Linked DNA regions of Homo sapiens: region 1 is linked to region 2. The links are chromatin loops, found by intact Hi-C in ENCODE. Cell type or tissue: heart right ventricle. All regions are shown on one strand. Each heading gives the region's core, and the rest is flanking DNA. Links, peaks and the distances in the headings are about the cores only. Region 1 has its middle 18 kb from the start of CPN2. Region 2 has its middle 4.7 kb from the start of TMEM44-AS1.

The links. Peaks named below come from ENCODE experiments on the same cell type or tissue, not always from the same donor. Only the 100,000 strongest peaks of a DNase experiment are listed, where the experiment ranks them.
Region 1: a loop joins it to region 2, with 5 times the contacts of the local background. A loop is called at or near these places in 15 of 110 quality-filtered maps.

Annotation. Positions count from the first base shown.
Region 1 is chr3:194,332,200-194,335,106 of GRCh38, forward strand. No RefSeq gene overlaps it. Among named protein-coding and RNA genes, the nearest start is that of CPN2, 18 kb to the right of the region's middle. In heart right ventricle, for the core only: CTCF peaks have their summits at 1,724 (motif pointing right) and 1,931; a DNase peak (open chromatin) is centred at 1,732; H3K4me3 peaks cover 642 bases; H3K27me3 peaks cover 1,581 bases.
Region 2 is chr3:194,578,108-194,581,014 of GRCh38, forward strand. No RefSeq gene overlaps it. Among named protein-coding and RNA genes, the nearest start is that of TMEM44-AS1, 4.7 kb to the right of the region's middle. In heart right ventricle, for the core only: no CTCF peak of the experiment used is centred there; a DNase peak (open chromatin) is centred at 1,145; H3K27ac peaks cover 2,500 bases.

The DNA of each region.
Region 1 (2,907 bases), core at 278-2,777, 250 kb before region 2:
CACACCTCAGACGGCTGGAGCAGGAGGTGGGGCATCCACACGTCCACCCAGGCTTTCAGCCCCTAGTTACTCAGTGAAGATTTTGAGGCCTGGAGAGAGGGGGCGTGGCTTGTTCACAGACACAGGTCGCAAGTGAGGCAGAGCGGGTGCCACAAATCAGGCTTCCTAACTGTGATGTTCAATTTTAGGTGTCAACCTGAGTGAGCCACAGGGTACCCTGATGACACACACCGTTCCCAGGTGTGTCTCTGAGGGCGTTTCCCGATGACATTGACATTTGGAAAGGTGGACTCAGCACAGCAGATCCGCTCCCCAGCCAGGGCAGGCACCACCCAATCCACTGAGGGCCTGAGTGAACAAAAAGGCAGAGGAAGGAGTAACTGCCCCGCGTCTTCCTGCCTCACTGCTGGAGCGGGGACATCTCATCTCCTGCCTTTGCACCGGGATTTATATCATCAGATCCCCTGGTTCTTAGGTCTTGGGACTTGGATGGAATTACACCACCGCCTTCCCTGGGTCTCCAGCTTGCAGAACCTGAGATCTCTCAGCCTCTGCAATTGCATGAGCCAATTCCTATCTATCTATCATCTCTTGTTGGTTCTTTTTGGCTGGAGAACAGACTAATACACGAATCTGTCCTTTCCCTCCAAATGCAGCTGGAATCTCTGCTCCCCTTTACAAAGCTTCTCTGCGAAAGGATCTCTCACGCCATGGTGGGAAGGGGAGCCTCAGACCCATAGCCTCCACCCCGGGAGGAAAACAGGGCCAGGACACACCAGCAGGCCTCCTTTGATGAAGACCATGTGGTTTTGCTCCTTCTGTTACTTTGACCTCTGAACCGCACCCCCACAGACCTAATGATTTCCTGGTAAATCATTTGTAACACCCGCTTTAGTCTCCTGAAAAAAAACTTCACAGATAATATCGTCAAACCTCGCAGAGAATTTAAAAATAAAACCTTCTATCTGTAATATTAATTAGAAGTCAAAGGTAACTTATAATAAAAGAATTCGTTTCCATGTGGAATGTTTGGCCAAGATCTCACTAACAGACTGGAAGTCACTGTCACTCACTCACGATGAGTAAAGGATGAATTTGTGTCCGTGTTTGACATTTTGCAATCAGGGCTAAGCATTGCCTCGGGATAAAGATTCCCAAAGTGCTGAACAACTCTTGATAAAATCCCAAAGAAAACAAAGCACAGTCTTCCCAGGATGCACGTTGCCAGGTGCGGTCCTGAACCGCGCGTCCACGTGGCAGCAGCGCGCAGCAGGAGGCTCCCAGCTGAGATCCTCGAGGACGGGGTTCGTACCACATCGGCATCTGGAGGTCGCAGGGGACGCTTGGAAGCCGTGGAGGGCGCGGGACGAGTCACTGTGCAGGACCGCGGCAGCGCGGGGACAATCTGGAGCGCCCCGAACGCTTCGCCGCCCCACCGGGTGGCGGGTGGACTCGCCTCCGCCCGGCGGCTCCTCGGTGCATGGGCCCCAAGCGGACCTGGCGCTTTTTCAGGCGTGCAGGAGACAGAAGCCGTGACGGCTCCGCACGCACGCCCGCATGCACTCCGGCAAGTATCCCCCGGGTCACCGTGTCAATGTGCCCGTATCCCTTCTAGGGGACCCGGTTCTGACTTTCCAAGAATAAAGTACCGCGCCGCGCCCGCGGGCGGAGCTGGGAGAACCCCTCCCTGGCCCTCCACGTCTGCGCGGGGCGCGTTCTTCCGTGCGACCACAAGGGGGCGCTCCGAGACCAGGCTCGGGACCTCTGCAGGCGCAGACTTAAAATGCTTGCAGATGCGCGCGTGGTGGAAGCAGGCTGAGAGGGCCAGAAAGCATTCGTCCTTGGACTCGCATCGCGCTAGACAGTCTAATCTTTGACGGCACCGTCCAGTTTTCCAATATCCACTGTTAGCACTGAACAATTGTGTCAATTGCATTTCCAATCCTCCTAAACAATGCAATTTTGATATATAAACAGCAGTTTTTACGTTCTTCCAGAAACAGATCAACGGGAACAGGTAAAACAATTGGCCGGTGCTTGCCTACCCCGTCCGCACCCACACCCACAGTTCTCTCTAGAATAATACTAACAAAAATAATAATGCAAGATAACGATTTTGGAGAACGTACCATGTGTCATTGTTGTGGGTACTTTATATGGATGCACTTATTTTATCTTCACCAATAACACTATGAGGTGGGTGCTATGTGATAAAACTATGGTGAGGACACTGAGCCACAGACAGCTTAGTAATTTGCCGAGGGCTGCATGACTGGCAAGTAGCAGGACATCACTAAAGAAGGTACAACATTCAAAGCTTCCTGGAAGAGCGTCCTGCCTGCTGGAAGGAGGAGCTTTGGAATGTCTTAGCCATCCTTTACTATAAGAAAGCGAGGCAGGCCGGTGGCGGTGGCTCACGCCTGTAATCCCAGCACTTTGGGAGGCCAAGGCGGACGGATCACGTAATCAAGAGATCAAGACCATCCTGGCCAACATGTTGAAACCCTGTCTCTACTAAAAATACAAAAATTAGCTGGGCATGGTGGCACGTGCCTGTAGCCCCAGCTACTTGGGAGGCTGAGGCAGGAGAGTCGCTTGAACCCAGGAGGCAGAGGTTGCAGTGAGCCAAGATTGCACCACTGCACTCCAGCCTGGCAACAGAGGGAGACTCCATCTAAAAAAAAAAAAAAAAAAAAAAAAAAAAGCAAGGCAGAGCGCACCCCCAGCTGCTGTTTCTTCAAAAATGCAAGATTTATGAGAGCACTAATGCTGAAAAATTAAAAACATCGGCCGGGCGCGGTGGCTCATGCCTATAATCCCAGCACTTTGGGAGGCCGAGGCGGGCAGATTGCCTGAGGCCAGGAGTTCGTGACCAGCCTGGCCAACATAGCAAGAACCCATCTCTAC
Region 2 (2,907 bases), core at 125-2,624:
TCCACTCTGCGGGCTCTGTGCTACCACCCCTAACGTGACAAGACCAATATCCAGGACTGAGCCTAGGCCTTGCTTCCCACCCCGTGAAGTAGGAGGCTGCCAGCCCCTGCTCGGCTGGGACACTGACTCATTCGTGACAGTGTGGGTGAGTCACTGCTTGCCTACAAGGGGTCTACTTCCCGGTTAAGGTGCTATTAAAAGGGTAACAGCCTCTGCCACTCTGCTCACTCAGGAGACAGTGGAGCATCTAAGGTGTCTCAATCTTGCCTCCTCAGAAGTTCAAAGGTCTTTACTTATACAATCTCATAATAAAAATATACTCAGGACCTAAAAGACATCCTGATGACTTTTAAAGAAATATGGAACTAGACCTAAAACAGGGGATGCTAGCTGGGCTGGGTGGCACGTGCCTGTAGTCCCACCTACTAGGCTGGCTAAGGTGGGAGGATCGTTGAGCCAGGAGTTTGAGAACAGCTGGGCAACATAGCCAGACCCTGTGTCTTAAAGAAAAAAAAAGAGAGAGAATCTACAAAACTAACTGCTTCATGCTAAGGAAGTAATAATAATAACTGATACCTTTATAGCATTTGGGAGTGGAAAGGCCCTTTCATGGTTTGCTTTTAGTTTTTTTCTGTGTGTGTGTGTGTTTTTTTTTTTTTGGATGGAGTTTTGCTCTTGTTGCCCAGGCTGGAGTGTAATAGCACGATCTCAGCTCACTGCAAGCTCCACCTCCCTGGTTCAAGTGATTCTCCTGCCTCAGCCTCCTGAGTAGCTGGGATTACAGGCACCCACCACCATGCCCAGCTAATTTCTGTATTTTTAGTAGAAACGGGGTTTCACCATGTTGGCCATGCTGGTCTTGATCACCTCAGGTGATCCGCCCCTCTCAAAGTGCTGGGATCACAGGCGTGAGCCTCCACGCCCGGCATGGTTTCTAGTTTTTGGAGGCACCATAGAGTAAAGCAGGTAGAAGAGGAGTACACTTTTTTTCTTTCTTTCTTTTCTTTTTTTTTTAATGAACAAGAATAGGAGTCCCACAGTTGGTGAATGGTGGGAGTTAGGACTGGTCCCCATCAGAGCTGGCGTTCTGGAGACCACACAGGTGCTGACAGCCCCGGGCACTGATGTGCGTCAGCTCGGGCCGAGTGCTGGCTGCCCTGGCTGGGATTGGCAGCAGCACTTCTGAGCCTGGCGCTTTATTGTGTACTATCTTATCTCAATAGGAAAAGGCAATTCAGGGGAAGAATTTCCCTGTCACAGTGCTCCAGACTTTCCATTGTCCAGCTTTCTTAGTCCTGGGTCATCCCCTGGGTCTGACCATTACTCATATCCATGGAGGCACCTTATCAGGGCTGTCTAAGATATGGGGCCTATTTTTTTCTCAGTACCAGACAAACTGGAATTTATCCACCCTTTGTGGCCTGACATCACACGACAATTAGTCGGCCCAGAATCCAGCCACATTTGGGAAGCTGCTTGAAAAGCAGTCTCTAATAACCAGCTCTTTCCTTGCAAAGCCCTAGAATTTCAGGGTCCTCTGCTGGCAACAGTGGTGGAGATGCGTGGAGACCCCATCTCATGATGGGCCAACTGTGAGACTCTTTCTTTTTTTTTTTTTTTTTTTTTTTGAGATGGAGTCTCGCTCTGTTGCCCAGGCTGGGGTGCAGTGGTGCAATCTCAGCTCACTGCAGCTTCTGACTCCTGGGTTCAAGAAATTCTCCTACCTCAGCCTCCCGAGTAGCTGGGATTACAGGTGCCCACCACCACGCCTGGCTAATTTTTGTATTTTTAGTAGACAGGGTTTCACCACGTTGGCCAGGTTGGTCTCGAACTGCTGACCTCAGGTGATCCACCCGCCTCAGCCTCCCAAAGTGCAGGGATTATAGGCGTGAGCCACTGTGCCCGGCCTTTTTTTGTTTTTGAGATGGAGTTTCGCTCTTGTTGCCCAGGCTGGAGTGCAATGGCGCCATCTCAGCTCACCGCAACCTCCGCCTCCTGGCTCCAAGCAATTCTCCTGCCTCAGCCTCCTGAGTAGCTGGGATTACAGGCAGGTGCCACCACACCCGGCTAATTTTGTATTTTTAGTAGAAACAGGGTTTCTCCATGTTGGTGAGGCTGGTCTCGAACTCCTGACCTCAGGTGATCCACCTGCCTCGGCCTCCCAAAGTGCTGGGATTACAGGCGTGAGCCACGCCTGGCGAGAATCTTTCTTTACTCCTGTTCTTTCTCACCCAGCTGGCTTTGAAAAACTTCCAACCTACAGAAAAGATGAAAGAATAACGAACATGTTTATGCTATTCGCCTAGATTAATCCATTGTTCCCGTTTTTCCGTTTGCTTTGTCTCTCTCCAACTACCTGAAAAATTTATAATTTTTTTCTGCTGAAATATTTAAAAGTCAGTTGCTTGGGGCCAGGTGCGGTGGCTCACACCTGTAATCCCAGCACTTTGGGAGGCCAAGGCGGGAGGATCACGAGGTCAGGAGATCGAGACCATGGTGAAACCCCGTCTCTACTAAAAATACAAAAAAAAATTAGCCAGGCATGGTGGCAGGCGCCTGTAGTCCCAGCTACTCAGGAGGCTGAGGCAGGAGAATGGTGTGAACCCGGGAGGCGGAGCTTGCAGTAAGCCGAGATCATGCCACTGCACTCCAGCCTGGGCGAGAGAGCGAGACTCTGTCTCAAAAAATAAAAATAAAAAATAAAAAATAAAAGTCAGTTGCCAAATCACGGTGCTTCACTCCTAAGTAGTTCAGCATGTATATCCAAAGGGGCGTTCTCCTGTGCAACCATAATATTATTAAGAAAGGAAACAATAAAGTTAGCTAATACACTGTACATATTCAAATTTGCTCAATTGTCCCAGTAATCCCATATAGCTCTCCCACCCCATCCCCACTGCAGACTCC